Regions from separate parts of the Homo sapiens genome. Here all the other regions are linked to region 3. A link is a contact called in ENCODE Hi-C data. All regions are on one chromosome and are shown on one strand. The core of a region is the stretch at or near the end of the contact, and the rest is flanking DNA. Distances in the headings are between cores, read along the strand shown. Region 1 holds the start of SMC5 (structural maintenance of chromosomes 5). Region 2 holds the start of PCSK5 (proprotein convertase subtilisin/kexin type 5). Region 3 holds the start of ANXA1 (annexin A1).

The links. Hi-C counts contacts between places; a loop is a spot of excess contacts on that map. Pooled maps may share reads with other maps.
Region 1: a pooled map shows a loop between it and region 3 (6-fold over the local background). The contact joins the promoter of SMC5 here to the promoter of ANXA1 in region 3. A Hi-C loop is called at or near these places in 1 of 168 maps with a recorded cell type or tissue (naive thymus-derived CD4-positive, alpha-beta T cell) and 11 of 50 pooled maps.
Region 2: a loop to region 3 is called in a pooled map, with 5 times the contacts of the local background. The contact joins the promoter of PCSK5 here to the promoter of ANXA1 in region 3. A Hi-C loop is called at or near these places in 1 of 168 maps with a recorded cell type or tissue (naive thymus-derived CD4-positive, alpha-beta T cell) and 7 of 50 pooled maps.

What each region holds. Positions count from the first base shown.
Region 1 is chr9:70,257,542-70,261,560 of GRCh38, reverse strand. SMC5 (structural maintenance of chromosomes 5) reads right to left here and starts at 2,583. Exons shown (of 25, transcript NM_015110.4): 1 at 2,298-2,583. The coding sequence starts at 2,482. It overlaps SMC5-DT (SMC5 divergent transcript), which reads left to right and starts at 2,687. Exons shown (of 4, transcript NR_039990.1): 1 at 2,687-3,165; 2 at 3,626-3,646. RefSeq lists enhancers at 2,297-2,496, 2,827-3,016 and a silencer at 2,537-2,756.
Region 2 is chr9:75,889,060-75,893,117 of GRCh38, reverse strand. It overlaps PCSK5 (proprotein convertase subtilisin/kexin type 5), which reads right to left and starts at 2,445. Exons shown (of 38, transcript NM_001372043.1): 1 at 1,745-2,445. The coding sequence starts at 1,936.
Region 3 is chr9:73,150,039-73,153,935 of GRCh38, reverse strand. ANXA1 (annexin A1) reads right to left here and starts at 2,071. Exons shown (of 13, transcript NM_000700.3): 1 at 2,012-2,071. RefSeq lists a silencer at 1-83.

The DNA.
Region 1 (4,019 bases), core at 1,334-3,833, 2.9 Mb after region 3:
CAAAGGAAACTTTAAGTCACAGGATCTAAGAGGCATTTATTATTCTCCTCAAACTGCTCCCTCTTCTGAATAGCACCTGATCAATTAGCTAAGGCTCTTACACTTGGGAAAAATGCTGCATTCCTCCCTTTCCCCCATGCCTCACAACTATTCTGTAGCTGGATCCTGTCAAATCTCATTCCTTCACACTCTGATCATCTCTTGCCTTCGTATTGTCTTTTTGCTTCCAATCTTGCACCCTTTCTAAATCATCCTCTACAGTGCTTCCAGAATAACACAGAACACACGTCATTCCCTGTTGAAAACACACCGTGGCTGCCTACAGGATGATGTCGGAACTTCTTAGCATAGTAAACATACAGGCCCCTGAATGGTTGCTTACCCTTTGTCCAAATACTCATTCACATCCTATATTCTTGCCTTACTAAAATACTTGACGCTTTCTAAATATACCAAACTATTTCAGACAGTTCCTTCTGTCTTCAATGCTCTTCACTTCTTGCAAGACTTTCCTATCTTCTTAGGCGGGTGCAGTGGCTCATGTCTGTAATCCCAGCACTTTGGGAGGCCGAGGTGAGTTTCTTGAGCCCAGAAGTTCGAAACTAGCCTGGGCAACATGGTGAAACCCCATCTCTACAAAAAAATTTTAAAACATTAGCCAGGTATGGTACGCGCCTATAGTCCGAGCTACTTGAAAGGCTGAGGTAGGAGGATCACTTGAGAAGGGGAGGTCCAGGCTTCACGGAGCCCTGATCATGCCACTGAGCTCCAGCGTGGGCAACAGAGCAAGACCAAAGACTTTCATATCTTCTTTACAAAGCCCTTTCTCATACTCGTAGACAAAACTAACCACTTCATCCTTTGTGAAGGATCCTGATATATGTTGTTATGGTATCTAACTCATTTGATTACATTTATCTTTCCTGATCTGGATTCAAATAGCAATGCAACTATGTAACAGCTGCGTAAAACTGGGCAAAATAACCTACTGAGCTTCTTTCAGCAATGGAAATTATCAAGATAGAGTTGTTATGAAGAAAGAATGAGTGCACTATGTACCTGGCACACAATAGGTGCTTGAAAAAAAAAGGTAGTATTGTTATTACAATTCTGTTATCCTTATGCCACTATGTGCAAGCTTTAAAAAGACTTCCGGCCGGACATGGTGGCTCACGCCTGTAATCCCAGCACTACGGGAGGCCGAGGCGGGCAGATCACCTGAGGTCAAAAGTTCCAGATCAGCCTGGTCAACACGGTGAAACCGCGAGTCTACTAAAATACAAAAAAAAATAGCTGGGCGTGGTGGCGGCTGGCTGTAATCCCAGCTACGCGGGAGGCTGAGGCAGGAGAATTGATTGAAACTGGGAGGCGGAGGTTGCAGTGAGCCGAGATTGCGCCACTACCTTCCAGCCCGGACGACAGTATGACACTCCGTCTCAAAAACAAAAACTAGCCGGGCGTGGTGGCGCGCGCCTGTAGTCCCAGCTACTCGGGAGGCTGACCCAGAAGAATCGCTTGAAACCGAGAGGCGGAAGTTGCAGTGGGCCGAGATCGCGGCACAGCACTCCATCCAGCGTGGGCTACAGGAGCGCAACTCCGTCTCAAAAAAAAAGAGGAAAAAAAAAAAAAAAAAGACCTGGAACAAATGAACTGGAAGGTGCTAGGCAAATACATGATATATTTAAAACTTACTAAATTCTAAAGCGGTAACTAGTTGTCTGAAGGGGAGAGGGAGGAACCAGGGAAGAAAACTGGGTTTAGTGGGGTCAAGGGTTTGTAGGGAGGTCCAACAATTGCCAGTAAGTGTTTAATTTTTTTGTACCTGTAACCTCCATTCCCGAACAACCTTTACCGTCTTATCTACTCCTCTCTGGCAAATGCCTACCCTAAGAATCCGCCACAGCATCACTATCACGCCGAATTAACTGTTGCCTCCTCTTAAGTTCCCGGGGACAATACTTCTGTGAATTCCAGACCAGGGCCGCTATGGATCGCGACTCCCAGCGGGCAGAGACCTACTCCCTCCTACAACCACTACCTGCTACATGACACCTTTGGAAAACCTTGGCTGACTAAATTTAAAAACCACATCACCCAAGGCACACATCTCCTACATCATACACGTCAATCTCCACAGCCTACGTAGGAAAATCCTCAAGGGAACCCCGGCACGAATTCAAGGCCAGACCCACAAGCCAGGTACACACCCACACGCCCACGCCCGCGCGCTGCCGGAGCCCCGGGGCCTGCTGGCCAGCACACCTCCACACCCGCGGCGCGGCCTCCGGGCAACTTACAGGAAGTTCTCCATCGAGATGCGGACGATAGAGCCTTCCACGAAAGGCCCGGACGACTGCAACAGCGGCAGCTGCGGGGCCGAATTCTTCCTCTTGCTCGGGACCTCCGACGAAGGGTCTCTCGGGAGAGCTCTCTTGGAAGGCTGGGGGCTTGGAGTTGACGTCTTCTTGCTCGGAGTCGCCATCCTGGCTTCCTCAGCGTCCCACAGCGACTTCCGTTCCCACCGTCCGGCAGCCCAGGCGCCCAAGCGCCCATCCACCCAGGCGCCCCGCTCCCGCGCGAACTGCCGCGAACTGTTACCGCGCGCTCGCTCCCGCGATCTCGCGCCGCGCCTGCGCAGTTCAGGTCCGGCGACGTCAGCAGGCCCGCCCCGCCCCTCCCGCGCTCCGCCGCGCTGTGCGAGGCCCAGACTGAGGGCGAAACAGCAGGCAGGACTGGGTGGAGACGTTCGGGGACGTGGCAACTGGAGTTTCTTCTCCGTATATTTCGGCATTCAGTTCCTTTTTTTTTTTGTTTTAACTCAGGAAAAAATCTCAATTGCGTTTAGTATTTTGAAAGCCACTTTATTGCTTCCCGAGCCTCAGTCATGTGTGGTGGGAGGCTGCTGTGGGTGGCACCTGGGGCGTCCACGGCCGCCAAGGCGGGAGGACGTCAGGCCCTGCTTGCTCCCACCCCTTCCAGGTGAGAGCTCCCGGGCACGCCCGTCGTTGGCTCTTCGTCCTCTTGGTGTTCTTCCCTGTTGCTTCAAATCAGGTTCCTGTCTCAAAAATCCGAAAAAGAAATCCTCCCAAATGACTCTGTGCCCGACGCTCCGTTAAGGCATCGTGCTAGGCGTTCTCAAACTCGTGAAATGACTACACTGCACAGGTTAACCTCATTGCTACTCTTCCCCTTGCCTCCTAATTCTCTGGTTAAACTTCCGCCCCCGAGGTTTCTAGAAATCCCTGAGCTGGAATGCGCTGCCTTCATTAAGAGGGTGTTCTGCTTCCGTCTGCTCACATTCATCTAGTAAGCCCTCTCGTTAAAGAGGAGGCAGCACACCGAGGCCTGTCTAGAACTTCTTTCATTTAACCAACAGTGAATATCTAATCTACAAGAAACTGGAGCCGTGGCAGTTTAGGAGCCTGCCAAGGTTGCATCCCTGGGAGCTTATTTTCTATTGTGGGAGACAGGAAAAGAACAAGTGAATCAACTGTGAAATTAAATAATTCAAACTTAAAGCTGTTGGAACTTTAAATTATTCTGAGCCTTGCGAAGAATGTGGCGATGGGGCCTGAGTCCCATGGCATACAGCTGCAATGTCTGCCTTGTTTTTTCCTATAATCAGGAAGACCAAACAGAGACAGAGGTAAGACCCCCTCAGATCACTACCCCCTTCATAAATTAATATAGTTATCTTCCTTGGAATGTAGCTATCTATAACTAATCTAATCGCTGTAATTTATGCACTGCTCTTGTATTGAAAATGTACTCCTGCTGAACCTTCTCTGTTTCTGCCTGTGTAAATGAAACCTTAACTTCACTTTGGAACATTGACCCTATTTGTTTGGAGTTGGTGTTTCCAGGTGGCTGTCCTCAAGCTTTGCGTTAGAATAAACTCTATACTTAATGATATTTTCTGAATTTCACTACTTAAGGCTGACACAACAAATGATTAGCATAATGTCAGACTGTGACAGGTGTTAGGAAGAAAACAAAATGAACCTGATGGGTGGGAGGTA
Region 2 (4,058 bases), core at 1,196-3,695, 2.7 Mb before region 3:
TAGTACTAGCTACTTTCAGTGCTAGCCTCCCCAGTTCCATTCCCAGGGCATAGGCAGTGCCCAACTTTAAGTTCATGTAAAAAGACCTGAACGGACTCAGTGTTTTCTTCCAGAGAAAAAGAAGCCAGTAGAATCCCAACGAGCCTTTAGAATGGAAATCTTCCGCAGATAACAGTCACTCAAGCAACAAAATCTGGCTGGCTTCCCTTACTTCCTTAGTTCCAGGGGCAGGAGGGAATACAAACCGTGCCCCTTGCCCTAGTCTCAGTTCTCCACAGGGCTGGCTTCTCTGGAATATGTCCTCCCTCTGGGCGGGCAAAGAGCAAGATCTTGTGCTCTTGCTCCTCTGAACACTCCCCGCACTCCCCAGCTCCTTCTAAACGCGGCGACAGCAGCTCTGCCTCCTCTCCAGGTGCCGCATCCCCCAGGCGGCGGGGAGGAGGGGCGGGGGGTGTCCCCGGGTTCCTGGGCGTGGAACGCAATGGCCTCAGAAACTGTCCGTACTCTCCCACTCCGCCGGCACCAGCCAGCACCTCCCTCTCCCTTCCCCCTGGCAGAGCACGCAGGGTGCGTGCACCCCGGGCAGTCCCCAAAGCGCGCCTGCTGGAAAGGCGCCATCCATCATCCTCACCTCCCATTCCAGCGGATTCTCGCCTGAGCCCAGCCAGGGCCCGCCCCTCCGGCCAACCCCAAAGATGCTTGCGGTGTGTATGTGGAGGGGGGTACTTTCTGGGACCCACTTTCATAGCCCTCTCTACCCCCATTTCTCGCAGGGGTGTCGGGGGAAGAGAACCAGAAAGCCAAGACCACTGAACCCGGAGTACTTCCAAATCTGTTACGCTTCCAATCATCCTCATAGCATCACCTTAGTTTATGGGCATTTCTCCCTAGCAGGAGAGCTCTGCCAAAAGCCCGAGAGCGGCACCCCACAAAAACCCCGCGCCCCTGCTGCCTGCCCAACTCTCGCCCCACGGCGCAACCTCCCGGCCCGGCACCTTCCGTCCCGGGGTAAGACTCCTCGTTTTCCCGGAGCGGAACCCAGCCAGCCGGTTTCGGAAGTTTCCCACCTCCCCACTACAACTCCCTTCCGGGAGCCCCCACGCGGACCTCGCTTAAGGCGAGAAAGCCTAGAGGTCTCCCCTAAATCTGCACTCACACCGGGGCCGGCCCCCTCTTCCCTCCCCCTCCTTTCTCCTCCCTTCCAGCTCCAGTCCCCGCGCCTCCGGAGTCTCCAGCGCCAGAGGTTCTCTCGCCCAAGAGGAAACTTCTTTCTGGGCTAAATTCAGGTCCGAGCAGGAAAGGCTTTCCCTTCCCCGCAGGCATCAGAGGCGCGCTCACCCCCTATCCCCCAAAAGACCTAATTTCCCCCTCTCCCCACGATCACCCTCTCTGAGACTGCCTCAGATTACTAGTGCTACTCGACTTTTCAGGTCAAAAGGTCCAGCCGTCTCTGAAGCCACCACGGGGGCACTCTGGATTTTTCCCGAGACCCTACCAGTCCCGCGTGGCTTGGAAAAGACAAGTAAACAAAACACGGACCCGGCAACTCTGGGGTGTGTGTGTGTGTGTGTGTGTGTGTGTGTGTGCGTACGCGCGCGCGCGCAGGAGACAGAGCATCGCCCAAGAGTTAGGGCAACAGCTGCTAGAGCACATCTGGAAGAGGGGGAGGGGGTTCCACGCAGAGGGGACAAGAAGCCCCCAGTGGCTTCAGGGCCGAGGGCTGGGCTAGCCTGTAGTTCGTTACCTGTCCTATGTTGATGAATCCGTACTTGCTGGCGATACGGTTGGCCTCCGGGAAGCCCCCGGCGATTTTGACTGCCCAGTGGTTGGTGTAGACGCGCGTCCGACACACGGGGAGCAGGCAGCCCCCGAGCAGCGCCAGCACGCACAGCAGGTCCAAACGTCCCGGGCAGCAGCAGCGGCTCCCCCAGCCCATGGTCCCGGCGCCTCGCTGCTCCCTCGCTCGCTGGCTGGTTCCGCGCACTAAGGGCGCGCACAACTAACTTCTCCGGCCTGCGCCGCCCGGCGAGCAGCCCCGGGCCGCCGCAGCTCGCAGCCCCGGGCGATCGGCAGGAGGCGGCTAGCCCCGGCAGGGAGCAGAGCAGCGAGCCTTACGCCGGCTCCTAGACCATCCCTGGGGCTGCCGGGACCTGTGCTCCCAGCTCTCCGGCCCGTGGGGCGCTCGGCGATGCTCCCCGGCTCGGACGCAGGAGGAGGCTGAGTGGGGCGGGCGTCCTCCGCAGTTGGGTTTCGCCCGGCTTGGCTCCCGGACTCTCCGACTCGGTCTCGCTCCTCCCGGGGCCCCCGAGCGCGGCGGAGATGACCAGCGGGAGCGGTACAGGCAGCGACCGGGCGCCCCCTCTGCTGGCCCGGGCTCCAAACGCTCGCTTGCTCGCTCCCAGCGCTCCCTCCGGCTCCGAGCAGCGCGCGAGGATTCTGAGTGGCAATGGCAGCAGCTCCTGCTCTGCATAAATGACTTCCCCCGCCCCCCTTAACACCCCTCCTTTCCCACATCGCCCTCCTCCTCTCCCTCCTCCGCCCTCTTGAAAGCGGCCGCAGCCAGGCGCTGACGAGGTCCTAGCGCCTCCGGGTTCGCCCAGCTGTAACCTCCAGGGTTCCGGGCAGTAAAGGCAAGTCTTTCCAAAGGACTGAGAAGAGCGCTCCGAGATCGTGGTTTTACTCCCTTCTCTTCCCTCCCTGCTGGATTTGTATGAATTTACCGCCACTTCCCGAAAGACTAAAGAAATTTACACGCCGGTGCGAATTAACCGCCCTGAAGATTCATTCATCCTCGTTCTAAACGTCCTTAAATAACTAGGCATTTAAGGAGGTCACTTACGTGTCAATTGCCGAACAAATAACTCGAGATTTTCACTTCGTTAATTCTTCATGCTTTTCAGCAGCTGTTTATTTTACACTTTCTGCTCCCGGGAGAAGCTACCACACAGGACAGTAAGTCGCATCGACTCCTAGAATTGGCTCGAAAGCCAAGTCTGTTGCCTGCTCACTTTCGAAATCTGCGATACTAGGCAACGCCACGGGAGAGTACAATTCCGGCCTTGGAAGTGAGGAAAGATGTTTCTATGAATATTTGGTGTGCTAGTGGATGGACATGTTGGGCCAAGGAAATAACTCCATTCATTTGTTGGATTGCGTCTGACGAGGGCTTCTTTTTCTCCACCAAGGGAAAAGTTTCCCAACTTTTCCAAGCACAGTCCTGTAACAGTGAAAGACTTTAATATGAAAAAGACCACAGAGGAAGTTCAGATGAGATATGTGGCGGCGTCACCTTCATTACTCTATCATGCACTGTGACTGCAGCAGGCAGGAGGGAGCTCAAATTAACCCTCTTCTCGCTTCTCCTTTACAACCTCCCTGCCTTCCTGGAGCGGGGGTGGGGCACAGGGTGATTTACTGTGACAAGAAAAATTATCCCGTATGAAATAATTCAACTGACTTTAAAAGTATTCACTATATCCCTAACTGTCCTCCTTTCTCTCCTCCTACCATGCCCTATTTCTTTCTTCCTGTTAATTTAAATGTGTTTGAGATTAATTAACTCATCCCACCTATAGCTTTTGGTACTGATTTTTTAAAATCTGAAAGATACCTGCAGACTTAAAATTCCACTAGTACCTTTGAGCATAGCATTTGACATTTTACATATTGTATAAGGTATGCTATATTATTTAATCTTGAAAACAAACCCACAAAATAACATCATCCCCACATTATAGCTGAAGAAATAGAAGATCAGAAGAACTAAAACATGTGCAGAAGTGTATGTATTTTATTCGTTTATTTATTTGACTGATTCAACACATCTGTTTTGAGCACCTAGCATGTGCAATGAATTGTGCTGTACACTGGAGAAAGGGGAAGGGGGAGGCACAAAAAATTAGTGGAATTCAGAATCTCTGAATACTGTAGAGTAAATGTGGTTTATTATTGAAGGTATGTATGTATGTATGTATGTATGTATGTATGTATGTATGTATGTATGTATTTTTGAGACAGAGTCTCGCTCTGTCGCCCAGGCTGGAGTGCAGTGGTGTGAT
Region 3 (3,897 bases), core at 822-3,321:
TCCCAAAGCATCCTGACTTCACCCCTACACCAGCCCCACCTTTCTGTATTATCACTTTCCATTGGCTTGTTTATATTCCCCAGGAGCAGGCCATGAGGCCCGTGCTAACATACAAATAATAATATTCATTATGTATGTACTTCCAATCCCTAGCAAAATGCCTGGAATTTAGGATGTTAATAAGTATTATTGAATGAATATCATGTATCATTGCTAATATTTTAAAAAACATATCTACACTAATTTAATGAACATTTTCTACCCACAACTATAGGATATAAAATACAAATTGAAGTATACTGGTTCTTGATTATCTGGCGATCTGACCTCAAGAAAAACATTTAGCTTCTCCAGAGGGTCTTCGTTTATAAAATAAGAATGTTGAAGTAATTATCATCTAAGATCCATTTACAGCTCTGAAGTGCCAATCTTAAATATTACTTCAAGTAGATGAAGATGAAGAAAATTAGCATAATGAAGGAAGGCATTATATAAATTGGATTGTTCTGAGCTTCCTGATGAAATTCTGTCCAATTTTAAAGGAAAAGGAAATAGTTGACTTCAAAAAACTGTTTATAGTTTATCATTGAAAAATAATAGGTCTGCTGGTTTACCTCTGATTTGAAATGTCGTAAATTAATAGGTCTAGAGAGAGCTAACGTCATATTCAGAAATCAACCTTTGCAGACCTTCTGGTTGAAAAAGTATTTAATAAGCATGAAACTCTGGCTGGTTCCTTAATAATATTATTATTAACTATTTTGTCAACATCTGTTAAATGTTGGCTATGTGCTGGATGTGGTTGAGCCTGGAGCTAGGGTGTTACTGTCACTTTTGGGGAAGAGGCCATTTCAGAATTATGAAACCAACATTTTACCACATTTGAGTCATTTGCAATGTGCATTCTCTTACAGCTACCAAAATACTCCTGTGGAAAGAGGGCAACATTGCTTTCTCAAAGTTTTTACAATCTTTTAGATATAACCAAGGCAAGAAAAATTCCATCCTTGTTAATTAGCTAGCAGTGAACATAAGAAATCAGAACATTTAATAAATATTTAAAATGAACGAACAGAAAAATTCTTGAAGGAACATGTTTAAGAAAAAAATAGCCAGATACATGATTTGTAATCTCACTTTTACAAATATATCCAACACTAGTAAATACTCTTCTTTAGTTTTGCTTTGTGCTTTTCTAAGGAGTTTTATGGCCATTAGCTCATGCAACAATCAAGTGGAATAGCTGTTGGAGGGCCTCACTGACATTCCCCTAGGATAATGTATCTGACACTACCCAGAAAGTATTTCCCTTCTTTTTAGGTTTTCCAGCCAGCACTTGAAAAGACTGTATATGACACAGAGCCTACAAGAAAAGGAATGTGGCCACACCCTCTTTAAATGAAAAAAGTAATAAGCGGACCTTCTTATTTTAAATAGCATAAGCAAATATAACATATATTTTTAAATGTTTATTACAAAGAGCATGATTAGCACTTTGAGGTCTGAATCTATCTTGTTTTCCTTACAAAAGAAGAAAATAAATTATGAAAGTCCTACTATTTTGAAACAGTTCCCTGCAGCCCACTCCTATCACTTTTGTTCTTGCCCCCAAAAAGCAGCCCCCATCACGATTTCTCTGTAAAACACACAGCTCTTGGGAAGAAATATTTCAAGGGGAAGGAAAGGAAAAACACATTCTTTTAAGGCTACCAGAGGGAAAGCACATTCTTCCCTTCTTTCTCATGGTAACTTACCAAGAGTACAATGAGCCAGTATTAAGCAAACTTATCTTATTTTTACTTGTATTTGTTAACTAAGTAGAACAAAAATATTGTAATTTGTGATTCCTAAAATATAAATATCCAATGTAATTCTACAGAAAGATTTATGAATGACTTATCATGTTAAATGCAACTAACCATAAATCCTGTAGAAGCAGTAACATTTAACATAGTGATGAGAAAAGTTTTCAAAACAACCAAAACTAACTAAAAGGAAAACCAAGACTTACCTTTATCTCTACCTTCTTGCAAAGAACTAAAGAGAAATTCTTCTCTGAAGATTTCACACTGGCAGTGGAGACTTGGGCTTCTGATTTTATAGGATTTTAAAGGAAGCCACACCTAGCAACCAGAAGTTAGTAATTGGCTGCCTTCTGTTTGAAGTACATGGCTCAGCTATGTCCAAAAACAAAGTGAAACAAGTCTTGCAAAACTACTCACTAAACCAATTCAACTGGCATTACAAAGGAAAAGAAATGGAAGGGCTGATTTTTCCTCCCTCTTTATTTTGCACTTTTATTTCCAGATGGGATATTTATTTTGCACTTTTATTTTCAGAGTATACATCTGCCCCAATCCTAATACCAGTGATTGGCACACTTTTGTAGTTAAATAGGTTGTAGACTAAAAAGTATGTTACCTTCAAAACTAAACAAACCAACAAACAAAATATTACATTTGAATTCCACCTCCATCACTTATTATTCTGTGACTTTAGGGACATACTTAATTTTTCTGAACCTGTTTTTACTTTTGTTTTGTTGTCTTTTTCCCCCGCTTTTTGTGGAGAATGGGGTCTCGTTATATTGCCCAGGCAGGTCTCAAACTCCTGGGCTCAGGCTATCCTCCTGCCTCTGTCTCCCTAAGAGTTGGAATCACAGGCGTGAGCCACCATGCCTAGCTGTTTTTACTTTTGTATATAGGAGCATTATCTAAGTTGTCTACCCACTAGAATTCTTGTGACAATGGAGAAATAACATATATTTGTAAATTTTAACATTACACAGTGCCGAATAATTTTCTATTTATATTTTTCTTGCCTTAAAAAATAAACGACTTTTGTTCCTAGATATAGCTTGTTGTTATAAATAAGAAATATAGAAGTAATAAAGTTCCAGATTGGCTCAAAATTTTGAACAAAGGTAATGCCAAAAATTTGATCATTATGACATTCAATAAAAGCATTGACATCAGAAGGCCTATCTACATTAATTCTTTTAAATAGAGTCAGTTACATAGAACTATATATATAAACTGTAATATAGATCAGTTATATATACATTTTGATACACATCTTTGACATTGTAGACTAGTTGAACACCAAAACAAGGAACTAGACCTATAAAATGAAAGGATTAATGGAGCAGCAACTATTACAGAACACATTCCATAAGAAATTTCCCACCCAATGGAGGAAAATTGGTTCTGGTAACTTCCATAGTGGTTCATTTTCATTCTTCTTTAAACCCTACAAAGTATTATATGATGTTTCCATTAAAGTGCACAGGTGTAAAATCTCACAGCATTATGGCTCAATTTATGCTGCATTTAGTGGTTTGTTCTTTTTCCTCTTTTCCTCATAGATATTTCACATAAAAAACATGAAGTTTAGGAAGTTAATGAAAATACTTTCTAAAGATTGGCAGTATTTTATAATACATTCTAAGTGCTCGATGCCAATATCAATGAAGTCAACATATCCTGAAGTAGGATGATCATCTAATCTAAATATTTAAGAAAATGTCAATATATGTTTTTACTATCATATGTGTAAGTTGAAAATTAATTAGTTACCTGCTAACAAGTTAAGTTAATTGATATTATTGCAAATTGATCTTGACAGATGTAGACTAACTTTCTAATACCATATTTATGTCATCAGGTGAGAAGGAATAAGATGATTATACAAAATCTGGTTTTCTTTTTTTCTTTAATTTGCGTTTGTATTCCTAACTCTGGTAATGGAACTATTGGAACATTCCTGCACAGTGATGCTCTTGTGAAATGAAGAAAAAATTCCACTTACTTTTTATAAAATATAACAACCTAGAAAACATGTATAGTCTCATTTTGCTTTGTTGCTGCTATTACCAGTGCCATAAACTGAATGGAATTA